Linked DNA regions of Homo sapiens: all the other regions are linked to region 3. Evidence: chromatin contacts called from ENCODE Hi-C or POLR2A ChIA-PET data. All regions are on one chromosome and are shown on one strand. Each heading gives the region's core, a stretch centred on a gene start or an enhancer-like site at or near the end of the contact. The rest is flanking DNA. Distances are from core to core; before and after follow the strand shown.

Region 1 (3,388 bases), core at 263-2,762, 1.6 Mb before region 3:
TTTAGAATTGATGCATTGCAGTTGTTTAGGAAATCATGCACACCCTGGATATGATATTTGTTAACGAGAAATACCTTGTATTCTGAACACACTGGAAATTGTTTCCTATGGCTGAGCATACCAATACTATACAATTTTATGGTGATGTTATTAGCATTGCTATTATGGCTCTGACTCGTAGAATCTTTCTTATCTGCAGTTTTGATTTGGATGTGCCAAGTCTGTTCAAAGGCTAATTAGAACTTCGTGTGCCTAGATGGATGAGTTAAAGAAAATTTCTAGCCTGTTTATTAGTACCACAGTTTATAAGCAACATTACAGGCCTTCCGTTTCATCATAGCTTTTCAATCTGCTGTACAAACATAAGACTCCGTTACTGTTAGCCTTTACCCTTTTGCTCAATGCGATGTCTGCTGCTTCTGTATACAGGCTCAAGTAATTCCCATTATGCCATGCCCTGTGTGCACCTTCTGGAAGTTAGCCCACGGACATCTAAGATCTGGGATATTTCCAAATCTGGTTGTGGAAGGGCTTGGAAATCTATAACCGCAACTAGGTGGAGGACACCTGTTTCAGCAGGAGGTTATAAAATATGAAGCGAAACTAGGAAGAGGGAGTTGTGATCACGGTTCCAAGGGCTCCACACAGATCCTGGAGTTAAGGGGCACTCAGGTCTCCATTTCGTGACCCCTGGCCCTACCTCTCCTAGATCCAGGTATTTAGTAACCCAGGCTTGAGATCTCAAACCCCATCCCCCAATGCCAAACTCCCTTGTCCCAGCTGGGAGGCCCCCAGGGCATTTCTGAACATGGCCATCTCCAATTCACAGAAATCTGTGTGTTGTTGCAAATAAAGGATGACAAGAGACCACAGCCTACGAATGCGAGCAGCGTCAAGTCAGCAACAATCTTCCAGTTATCGAGAAGTCGGAAACGTCTGATTCTTTCTTCTCCACATTTACTAAGACGTATCTTCTCACCTTCCTGCCCTCCACGTTAAGAGGGGCTAACTATTCCGAAAGACTTCCGTGCCCTCTTCCTTTTCAATTTTTCCACTTCCAAACTCCTACCGAAAGACGAAGAAAAGAGACCACAGAAGAAGATACAAAGAAGTTTCTTAAAACACCTTCTTTTCTAGGTTCTCAAGGCGTCCCCTTTAAGGAACCAGGCCCACCTCTTTCCCATTCACCTACTGGCTTTCCTTCCTGTCCGTCACTCTACCTTTAAGAATATTTCCTGTTTCTTCAACCCAACTTGCACACCTCCGCCCCCCGGCCCTCCTCATTGGGCCGCCCGATCCCCGTTCACTCCTTGGTTTCCTCTCCGCCTCCTCCCGCCCTCTAGCGTAGTGCAACGGCATTCTGTCTTCTTATTGGCTACCACGGCAGCGTTCCCGCAGCCTGATTGGCGGGTTGAGTGAAAGAGGCGGGAACGCGGCGCGCCCAGGGTAGGCTGTTCGCTTGCTGAGCTGCGGCCGCGGGAGGGGCGGGGAGGGGCGGGGGGAGGGGGGCTGGGAAAGTTGAGGCCGCGCTGCCGCCGGGTCTCCGGCCTTGAGGGCTCGGGCTCGCAGCGGCTGCGGTGGCCGCAAAAAGAGGCGGCGGGGGCGGGGGGAGAGGAGGGCCTGGGCCCGCGCTCCCCCAGCCCCGGAGGAGCAGGCGGTGGCCGCGGACGGAGAGATTCGCCCAGACGGTCAGACACTCCTGCCTTCCCCTCCTGGGATCATGACCCAGGCGGGGGTCGCCGCCGTCGCCGCCGCCACCGCGGCCGAGACCGCGCAGCCGGCGGGTAAGTGACTGCGGGAGGGGGCCGCTGACAGCCGGGGCGGGGGGCGGGGGCCAGGGCTGCGGGGGCGGCTCCGGAGGGCGGCCCCGGGCTCAGCTCCACCCACCCCCTTCCTGCTCCGGGAGGCCAGGGCTGCGCTAAGTGCGCCTCCTTCCTGGGGACCCTTGCGTGCGGCACCTGGTGGGGCGTCAGCGCCCGCGGCGAGCGCACCCCTCATCTCCCGCCCGCCCTGCGTCCCCGGCTGCCAGGCCCGTGGGGGGCTCGCACTGCGCCCCAGCTCCTAGATGCGCGCGGGGCGAGAGGGGCCCCACGCTGCCCTGGGTGCATAAAGAGCTGGGCAGCCAGGTTCACACCAGATGGCCTTTGCCCGCCTCCTTCACCTTTTCCTGTCTTCTTCATTCCCCTTCTTTCCTTGCCCTCTGAATTTCTTTCGTACCCGTTCGTCAGACTCATGTGGCTTGCTTTTTCCCTCTCACCCCTCTGTCGAAGTGTTAGGCTTGTGTTTTCTTTTTAGAAGCCGTTCTTTTGCTTTCTGAGTAGAAGCAGTGCAAGTGAATGACCAACTCTTGAAATCTACTTTCATGTATCCGGATGAAATATAAGATTCCTGGACTCTTGTTCATGTTTACAATTTTGATAGTTGAATTCACCCCACTCGTTCTTGAAGCTTGTCCTCCCAACCCTCCTCGTTACATTGGGATATGGTCCTTTGCGTTTATTAACTTTATCTGGAAATATGAGACTGCATAAACCAAAGTGCAGAATTTCAACTTCCGTTCTTGTAACATTTTTACCATCAAGTAGATACAGTAACCTAACACCACACAGATCAAGACAGTCGTGGCCAACTGTGTAGGCAAAGAAGACATTTCCTTACCTATAAACAACGTACAGATTTCTTGAATAAATCTTACGGTGAGTTACATGGATCCTGAAACATATTCCCAGGTTTGCTCTTTTGTAAAGAAAACCAAACAGACAAACCTGCCTTTTGAAGGATCAACAGGCTGTCCTACTCTCCATTCACCTTGATGACTTTTTTCTCTCCCATAGAACTCTTGTTTAACATAGTACAGAGTTGCTGTTTGGGATACATGTGTTGTTTCTCTTTAAGTACTCAAAGTATTTGTTACAAAAGAAGTAAAATACATTGTAATTGCACTTCTGAAAGCAGAAGTAGTGTAATGTATCCATGCAAGAATGAATGCTTAATCCTAAAGCAGTTTTGCTTTAGCCTAAGCCAAGCTTTTCCAACCCCCGTCCAAGGACGGCTTTTAATGCGGCCCAAGACAAGAAGACAAGTTCGTAAACTTTCTTTTATTTTTTTTGAGACAGAGTCTCACTCTGTCGCCCAGGCTGGAATGCAGTGGTGTTATCTCAGTTCACTGCAACCTCCGCCTCCTGGGTTCAAGCAATTCTCCTGCATCAGCCTCCTGAGTAGCTGGGATTACAGGTGCATGCCACCAGCCCAGCTAATTTTTATTTCTTTAAGTAGAGACAGGGTTTCTCCATGTTGGCCAGGCTGGTCTTGCACTCCTGACCTCAGGTGATCCGCCTGCCTCTGTTTCCGAAAGTGCTGGGATTACAGGCATGAGCCGCTGCGCCCG
Region 2 (3,335 bases), core at 191-2,690, 1.6 Mb before region 3:
CACGTGAACATCTACGGAACCTTCCCTGCAGGTATGTCAGATAAAATCCTTAGAATCACTGAGAAAGCACATTCGGAGGGAAGCTTCACAGTGACTCTGCAGTGAGGGCCGTATCAGTGACAGTCCCTCCCAAGCCTGTCTCACCGGAGACGCCTCTGCCTCCAGGGTTTTTGCTACCTCCCCGCTCCTCAGCCCTGAGCTGAGGGTAAGGACAGTGAGGACCTTTGCCAAAGAATGGGCTTTAAGGAATGGGACCTAATGTCTACTGCAGACCCTGTGAAATGGCTGAAACAATCTGCTACCCGAAGCCCCAAAGGCTCTGAGTAGGGAACCATAATGGCCGCACTCACTTCCAACCCTGGGAAAGGTGGACATCTGAATCCCCAAGTAGCGGGAACGACCACACTTGGGGGAGCGGGGGTTAAGGAGAAATGAGCTCCTTGCCGGTGCAGGGTGACAGCGGGGAGGAAGCCTCAGGCAGAAAAGTCGCCGTTCACACTCTCCCTTCTCTCCTTCCTCTGCCTCCTTCCACCCCCTCTATCCCCACCACTCGCCAGTTACCGGTCGCCGCTCACCTGCTGGGGCGCGAGGTGCAGAGACTGTACCGACCGAGGACCCAGAGGCTGTCACCACGGAGGGGAAGTCCTCAGCTGCACAGGTTGGGGGGGGGGGGGGGGGCGGGCCCAACCAGTCACATGACGTCGAGCTCCGCCCTGCCTCCTCCATCCCAGCGCTCTACATCTCGGGGGGCCTGAATTTTTACGGATCCCTTGAATATTAATTTTCTTGGATTAAAGAAATAAAAGATAAATTTTCACAAAGAGTATGTTATAAAGTACAATGTGGAAAATGTGGACAGCAAGAGTTAAAGCGCATTGCTAAGGAAGTGACGTTCACGCCACAATCGAGGGACAGGAAATGGCGGTGGCGTTCCGTCCCTCTGGAGTCCGCCGGTAAAATTCCAGGCTCTGAGGTTTGGGCCAATCACGTGATCTTAAAACTTGAGGCGTGCTGGAGGGTAGCCAATCTATCTGGCCGATTGTTAACTACGTTTGTTTTAAAACACCTAACTTAAACTTGAGCTTTCCACAGATTTCTTTACATTTAGAAGAACTAACTTTATAAAACCCTACTAGGAGGCAACAGCGTTTGAAGGTCACTCTGGAGACCACAAACTGGGAAGAACGGGGCTGAGAAAAACTATCTTGCGGATATGGGACAAGAGAGGGAGGGGTGGAAAAATCTGGATTTTACCGCCAGGGCCTACCGAGCCAGCCCCACAAGCAGTGTCGTAAGCGGGTGGGAGGGAGGAGCATGACCCCAGAAGGCCCAGTCCAGGAGAAAGATGGAGGTTCCGGAGTGGAGGGGGCAGGGTGCGCGGAGGCGAGCAGTGCGGCTGCGCGTGAGGCGGCGGCGCGCCGGCGCGCGAGGGGCGGGGTGAAAGGTCACAGCGCGGCAGCGGGTCTGGCTGGCGGCAGCGGCGGGAGGGAGCCGAGAGACCCGAGTGCACGTGTGGAGAAGCGGCGGCACAAGCGCGGCGGCGGGAGACACTCCCGCCCCCACCAGACTCAAGCCCTCACTCGACTCTCGCGGCCTTCGTTGCTCGCACAGCTCCCTGCCCAGGCTAGGAGGCCGGCTTGCGGGGTTGAGTGGCCCGAGCTAAGGGTGCGGAGACCTAAGGGCGGCGACTACGACGGCGTTGATATCGGTGGTAACGACGGCCTCAGCAGGCGGGGAAGATGAAAGGGTGAGGAAGGGCAGCCGGGCAGGGCCCGGCCGGTGGGGTAGAAGGGTCCGGGCCCATGTAGAGGGGGAGAGCCGCAAAGGCGAGGAGAGATTCAGGGCGAAGACGGGCGGAGGGAGATTTCTCTGCTTCTCAGTTCCCTCGGCTCCCGGAGGGGGCGGAGGCGAGGCTCGGGCTGTTGGCGGGCTGAAGGGCCAGCGGAGGCAAGACCCGGGGGGCTTCAGGGTTTCGGTTCGGAGACGAGTGTGGGTTGTTGAGTGGGGAGAAGCGACCGAGTGGGGCAACATGGAAAGGCTATTGTGAAGCGCCCGGGGCCTCCTTCCCGGGAGCGGACCGCTGAGCCACGCCGGCCCGCAGCTCCAGGTGGAGTGGTTTGGTTGTCTTCCACCTCCAGACTCAACTCTGGAACTGCGGTGTTTGACACCTTTCAGTTTAATTCACGCTTGGGAGCTGTGCAGAACCTTCTGGAGGAAGAAGAAATTGGAATAAAGAGCACGGGGATGAGTATTAAGAGCTAGTGACTCAACTAGATTTGGGTTGGGTCACAGCGAGTGGAGGAGGGGGAGAGAGCGCGATCACTGTAGACTTGGGGTGCCAACATATTTAAGGAAGTATAGGGTGGATCAGTAGGTGGAGCTGTTGCTTCAGTAGTTCACTATTGCCCCTGAGTGCTGAGGCGGTCCTGGGTAGTTCTACCACGCTGCTCCTTTCAGGTGATTGGCAAAGTTAATGTTCGGTCTTTCACCGTTTGCCTCTTACGTAAAATTAGGAATTATTTTGGATCGACTGGTTAAGTTTTTATGAAATGTCTCCTTACCATTAAGTTGTATAGTTTTAATGTATTAATTACGTAACATTTTTCCGAAGCATTGTCTCAAGCCGTTTTGGAGCTTGTCTTTACCCTCAAAGAGATGAAGCTCATAAACGTTAAAAAGCTCTCTGCGATGCCATAGTTTGTTGTTGTAAGTCGATTAAGAAGTCGTAACTATGTTTTAAGTTAACGAAGTCATTCCAACTATTCAATAGCACTTTTGAGGATGAAATAAAAGTCACTTTCAACGTAATCTCATACTGCCCCAAACAAGGACCTAAATATTACCTCTGTGTATCGGTATTTGAGGTTCCTGAAGAGATTCCAAGAAAGTTTAATTTGGTCTTAGGTCTGTAACATGTTTCCTTACTTTAATTTTCCTTTAAATACTGGATATTTATTCTAATGTTGAATTGTATGTTTTGTACTAATAATCTTTAAAGTTTAAGAACCATGAACTATTCACAGTACCTGCATTGTTTCACATCAAGTTGTAAAGAGTTCCAGTTAGGGAAATATAATTGACGGGTATAGGAAGTATTTGCTCCACTTGAATCATGATCTTGGAAGTTTGGCTATTTCAGATACAATCCAACATATTTGGAGAATGTTGTTTTTCTGCTATACTGCACTCCTTTTGTTTTGTTCTTTTCATTTTTTTTTTTTTAATGAGGCAGGGTCTGGCTCTGTTGCCCAGGCTGGAGTGCAGTGGCGCTATCTCGGCCCACTGCAACCTTTGCCTCCCCAGCTCAAGCAATCCTCCCGCCTCAGCCTTCCGAG
Region 3 (3,528 bases), core at 423-2,922:
CCCTTATTAGTATACAGTTCTGTGAATTATGAGAAATGCATACAGTCATGTGGGCACTAACACAATCAAGATAAAGAACAACAACAAAAAATTTCCTCCTGTGCTTTGAAAGTCAACACCTCCCCCACCTTTTGCTCCTGGCAACACTAATATGTTTTCTGTTCCTGTGGTTTCACCTTATCTCTAATGTCACAGAAGGTAGGCTTTAAGTCTGGTCTCTTTCACTTAGTGTAATGCATTTGAGATTGATCCAAGTTATTGCATGTATTAATAGTCCACTCCTTTTCAATGATGGTCAGGATTCTGTTGTGTGGATGTAATATAACACAGAGCTTATTTAGCAATTCACTCAATGAAGATCAGTTGGGCTATTTCCAGGGTATTTCGGCTATTATGAGTAAAGCACATATAAAAATTTGTACACACAGTCTTAGAGGACATAAGTTTCACTTGGCTAAATGCCTAGGAGTGAAATTGCCAGGTTGTACAGTAACCCTATGTTCAATTTTATAAGAAATTGCCATACTTCTGAGATGGGAGAGTTCCCTTGACCCCTTCTCGGGACTTGCGACAGGGGTGTGGCCTACTTACTTGGCCACCACCATGCTCAAACTCTCTGTGGGAGCGGGAGCACGCAGGCAAGCGGGTGCCAGGGCTTCGATGAGCACTTTTGGGCTCCAGCCCAACAGCAGCATTTAGGGATGTGTTACAATTCATGCTCTTTTAGCAGTTGCCATCCGTGGACAGCTAAGTGTTAACCCACTCAATGGAGAGTCAGGGTGGCAGCCTTTTACACCCTGCCCTGTTGGTACCCAGGTTCTTGTTCAGCATCCAGGAAGAATCAGGTTGCATGAATGGTTTGAAAGTTGATGGATGTGGACGATTTTATTAAATGGTGGAAGTGGCTCTCAGTGGAAGGGGAGCTGCAAAGGGGATGGTGCAGGAAGAAAGTGACCTTTCCCTGAAGTCTGCTGTCTCTGGCCGGGCTCCTCCCTGAAGTCATGCCACCTGAAGTTAAGCCACATCTCTGACACTCAGTTGCTTCTTCTCCTCTTGATGTTCAGCCGCTTGTCTGTCTGCCAGCTGAGGTCTGGGGTTTATATGGGCACGGGATAGGGGGGCTGGACAGGCTAAAGAGTAACATTTGGGCAGGATAACAGGGATAACTGTTCTCATTTAGGGCTTCGGTTTCAAGGCTTGAGGGTGGGACCTTTGCCAGTGAACCACCCTCTTCTACCCAGTAAAGCCCTGCCTTCTGTCCTTATCACTTCTTTCCAAAAAGGCTGTCATTTTGCATTCTCATCAGCAATGCATGAGACTTCCAGTTGCTTTGCATACCTTGCCATACTTGATATTGTCAGGGTTTTATAGCCATTGTAATAAGTATGTAAAAGTGTTCCATTGTGGATTTGATTTACACTTCCCTAATAACTACAATGTTTAGCATCTTTTAATGTTCATCTGTATAGTTCCTTTGGTGAAATGTCTGTTCAAATATTTTGCCCATTTTGTTACTGGGTGTTTGTTTTCAGATTTGAGAGTTGTTGATACTATATTTTCTACAGGTCTGTGGCTTGACTGTTTTAACCTCCTTCTGACTTTTCTAAGAAGACAACGTGATTTATAAACGTAAATATCTGTAGTGGAAAAACTCCCATGGCCCATCTGTAATTTCAGACCTGGGATTCCCCAGAGGTTCGAAGCTCTCATTGACGGGTAGTTGCTGGTTATGGCCAACAGCCAGGTTGGTTCAGGCACTGACATGTTAGGACATTCTGCACATGCGTGCCTCTAACACTCCTCCCCCAGCCTCTTCCTTCCCTCTGCAGAGACACCCTTCTCCTTTCTGCTGTCTCTGCACGGGTGGCCAGAGCCACACAGCCCTTTCTTTAAGTCAGGAGTTGCCCTGTCAGAGCACAAGGCAAGAAGGAAGTGGTAAAGGGACGGAGGGGAAGCCCTGAGAGGACTGAGAGGATGGGAAATTCTCTGCTGAGAGAAAACAGGTAAGTCTAGACTCCCTGTGGGAGAGCAGAGGAGATGGGACAGGACAATACAGCAAGGAAGAGAAAAAGAAAGCTAGTATACAGTTAGCACACTAAGTTGGGGTAGAAAGTAGTTGGGTAAGGAAACTGCCAAGCCTTCAGTGCCTACTCTGTGCCAGATACCACATTAAATTTCCCATAGGTTTTGCCTTCTCCCAAGAATCATGGTGAGCAGCTGATGGAGAATAGCTGAAAGGTGGAAAGACTTTACCAAGGAAGGTCTATATAATAGGTTACCACCTAAGAAATGAAACAACTTTCTGAAAGCCCGGGAAGGAGATGCTCTCCTGAGCTCCTCATGCTCCACAAGGAGGTCAAAATCACCACCCTCTTTCAGCCACTATTTTAAGTTTGAAATAAACAGCAAGCTTCCTGCCACCTTGAGTCTTCCTTTGATGTGCACTCCCTGCAAGCAGGTAAGCAGAGGTCATCTAGATTAAATAGGCACAGAACTCAGATTTACTTTCTGGACCTCAGCCTCTTTATTTTAAGTAGAAATAATAATACAATATCTACCTTAGAGAGTTCTAGTGTGTATTGTGCTAGCATAGTGCCTGACATAAAGTAGGGTTCAAAATTAGAAGATATTTTCTGCTTTCTTTTTCTGACCATCATCTTCCTTAATATCAAAGCCGTGCCACCAAAATAGTGCCACCACAGACAAGGTAATCTCTAGGGTATAAAGTGGGGTGATCTAGAGAGAGTAAGCGAGCCAGAGGGGGTCTTCACAGGGTTATGTTTGGAATCCCTGGTCTCAGTTCATGCTACTGGAGAGTGGAACACAGGAAAAAATGGTAGCCCACTTTTGACCACTTGCCGAAAAGAGGATTGGTGGTCCTGTGGAATATCTCATGTCCCTTCCTAAGAATCATGTTGTCTGAGACTTCTCTACCCTGGGTTGTCACAGCCCCTTGTCAATCTTCTACTCTAGCATTGTTCTAACAATTATATAAATTACTATTTTTATTACTAGATATGAGATGCTCAAATGTAGTGATTGTTTCTTATTTATCTTTGAATTCCTGGTTCCTGGCATTGTTTCTGGCATATCACGTGCACTGAATAAGTGCAAAAAAACTTTAAAAAAATTTTTTTACTTTAAAATTTTGTTTTATGTAAGAAAAAAAACCTTTTTCCAAGGTGCACACATCTTATGCTATTTGGACTTCTTATGGTTTTTTATTTATTTTAAAGAAAATTCGATTTTAAATCTAGAAAGCTTTTTGGTTTCTGCCATTGCATTCATGCTTAAAATTCTTTGCTCTTCCTAAGATAAGACAAATCAACTCACATAAGTTTTGATTTTGTTATTTTACATTTGGCAACATATATTCAATATATGGTGTCAGATGTAAATTTTTTTCCAAATAGTTGATCAGTTTGCCCAACATCTTTATTTCTATGATGATTTAAAAGGTCTCCCTTGAACCAAGTGCAGTGGCATGCACCTGTAGTCCCAGCTACTCAGGAGGCTGAGGCAGGAGGA

What was found. Hi-C counts contacts between places; a loop is a spot of excess contacts on that map. ChIA-PET counts read pairs that join two places held with the same protein, here RNA polymerase II (POLR2A). Pooled maps may share reads with other maps.
Region 1: a loop to region 3 is called in a pooled map, with 8 times the contacts of the local background. The contact joins the promoter of USF3 here to the promoter of TBILA in region 3. A Hi-C loop is called at or near these places in 1 of 168 maps with a recorded cell type or tissue (naive thymus-derived CD4-positive, alpha-beta T cell) and 8 of 50 pooled maps. POLR2A ChIA-PET finds 5 or more read pairs at or near these places in 1 of 52 experiments (OCI-LY7).
Region 2: a loop to region 3 is called in a pooled map, with 8 times the contacts of the local background. The contact joins the promoter of NAA50 here to the promoter of TBILA in region 3. A Hi-C loop is called at or near these places in 1 of 168 maps with a recorded cell type or tissue (naive thymus-derived CD4-positive, alpha-beta T cell), 3 of 37 single-sample maps with no recorded cell type and 8 of 50 pooled maps.

What each region holds. Positions count from the first base shown.
Region 1 is chr3:113,694,766-113,698,153 of GRCh38, reverse strand. It overlaps USF3 (upstream transcription factor family member 3), which reads left to right and starts at 1,512. Exons shown (of 7, transcript NM_001009899.4): 1 at 1,512-1,784. RefSeq lists silencers at 1,302-1,771, 1,792-2,181.
Region 2 is chr3:113,744,354-113,747,688 of GRCh38, reverse strand. It overlaps NAA50 (N-alpha-acetyltransferase 50, NatE catalytic subunit), which reads left to right and starts at 1,440. Exons shown (of 5, transcript NM_025146.4): 1 at 1,440-1,747. The coding sequence starts at 1,740. It overlaps ATP6V1A (ATPase H+ transporting V1 subunit A), which reads right to left and starts at 654. Exons shown (of 15, transcript NM_001690.4): 1 at 576-654. RefSeq lists enhancers at 697-1,066, 388-1,123, 1,124-1,859, 2,107-2,256, 1,860-2,596 and a silencer at 1,417-1,536.
Region 3 is chr3:112,131,567-112,135,094 of GRCh38, reverse strand. TBILA (TGF-beta induced lncRNA) reads right to left here and starts at 1,672. Exons shown (of 1, transcript NR_157393.1): 1 at 1-1,672. It overlaps GCSAM (germinal center associated signaling and motility), which reads left to right and starts at 1,847. Exons shown (of 6, transcript NM_152785.5): 1 at 1,847-2,003. The coding sequence starts at 1,975. It also overlaps a transcript of C3orf52 not described here. RefSeq lists enhancers at 1,522-1,701, 2,182-2,241.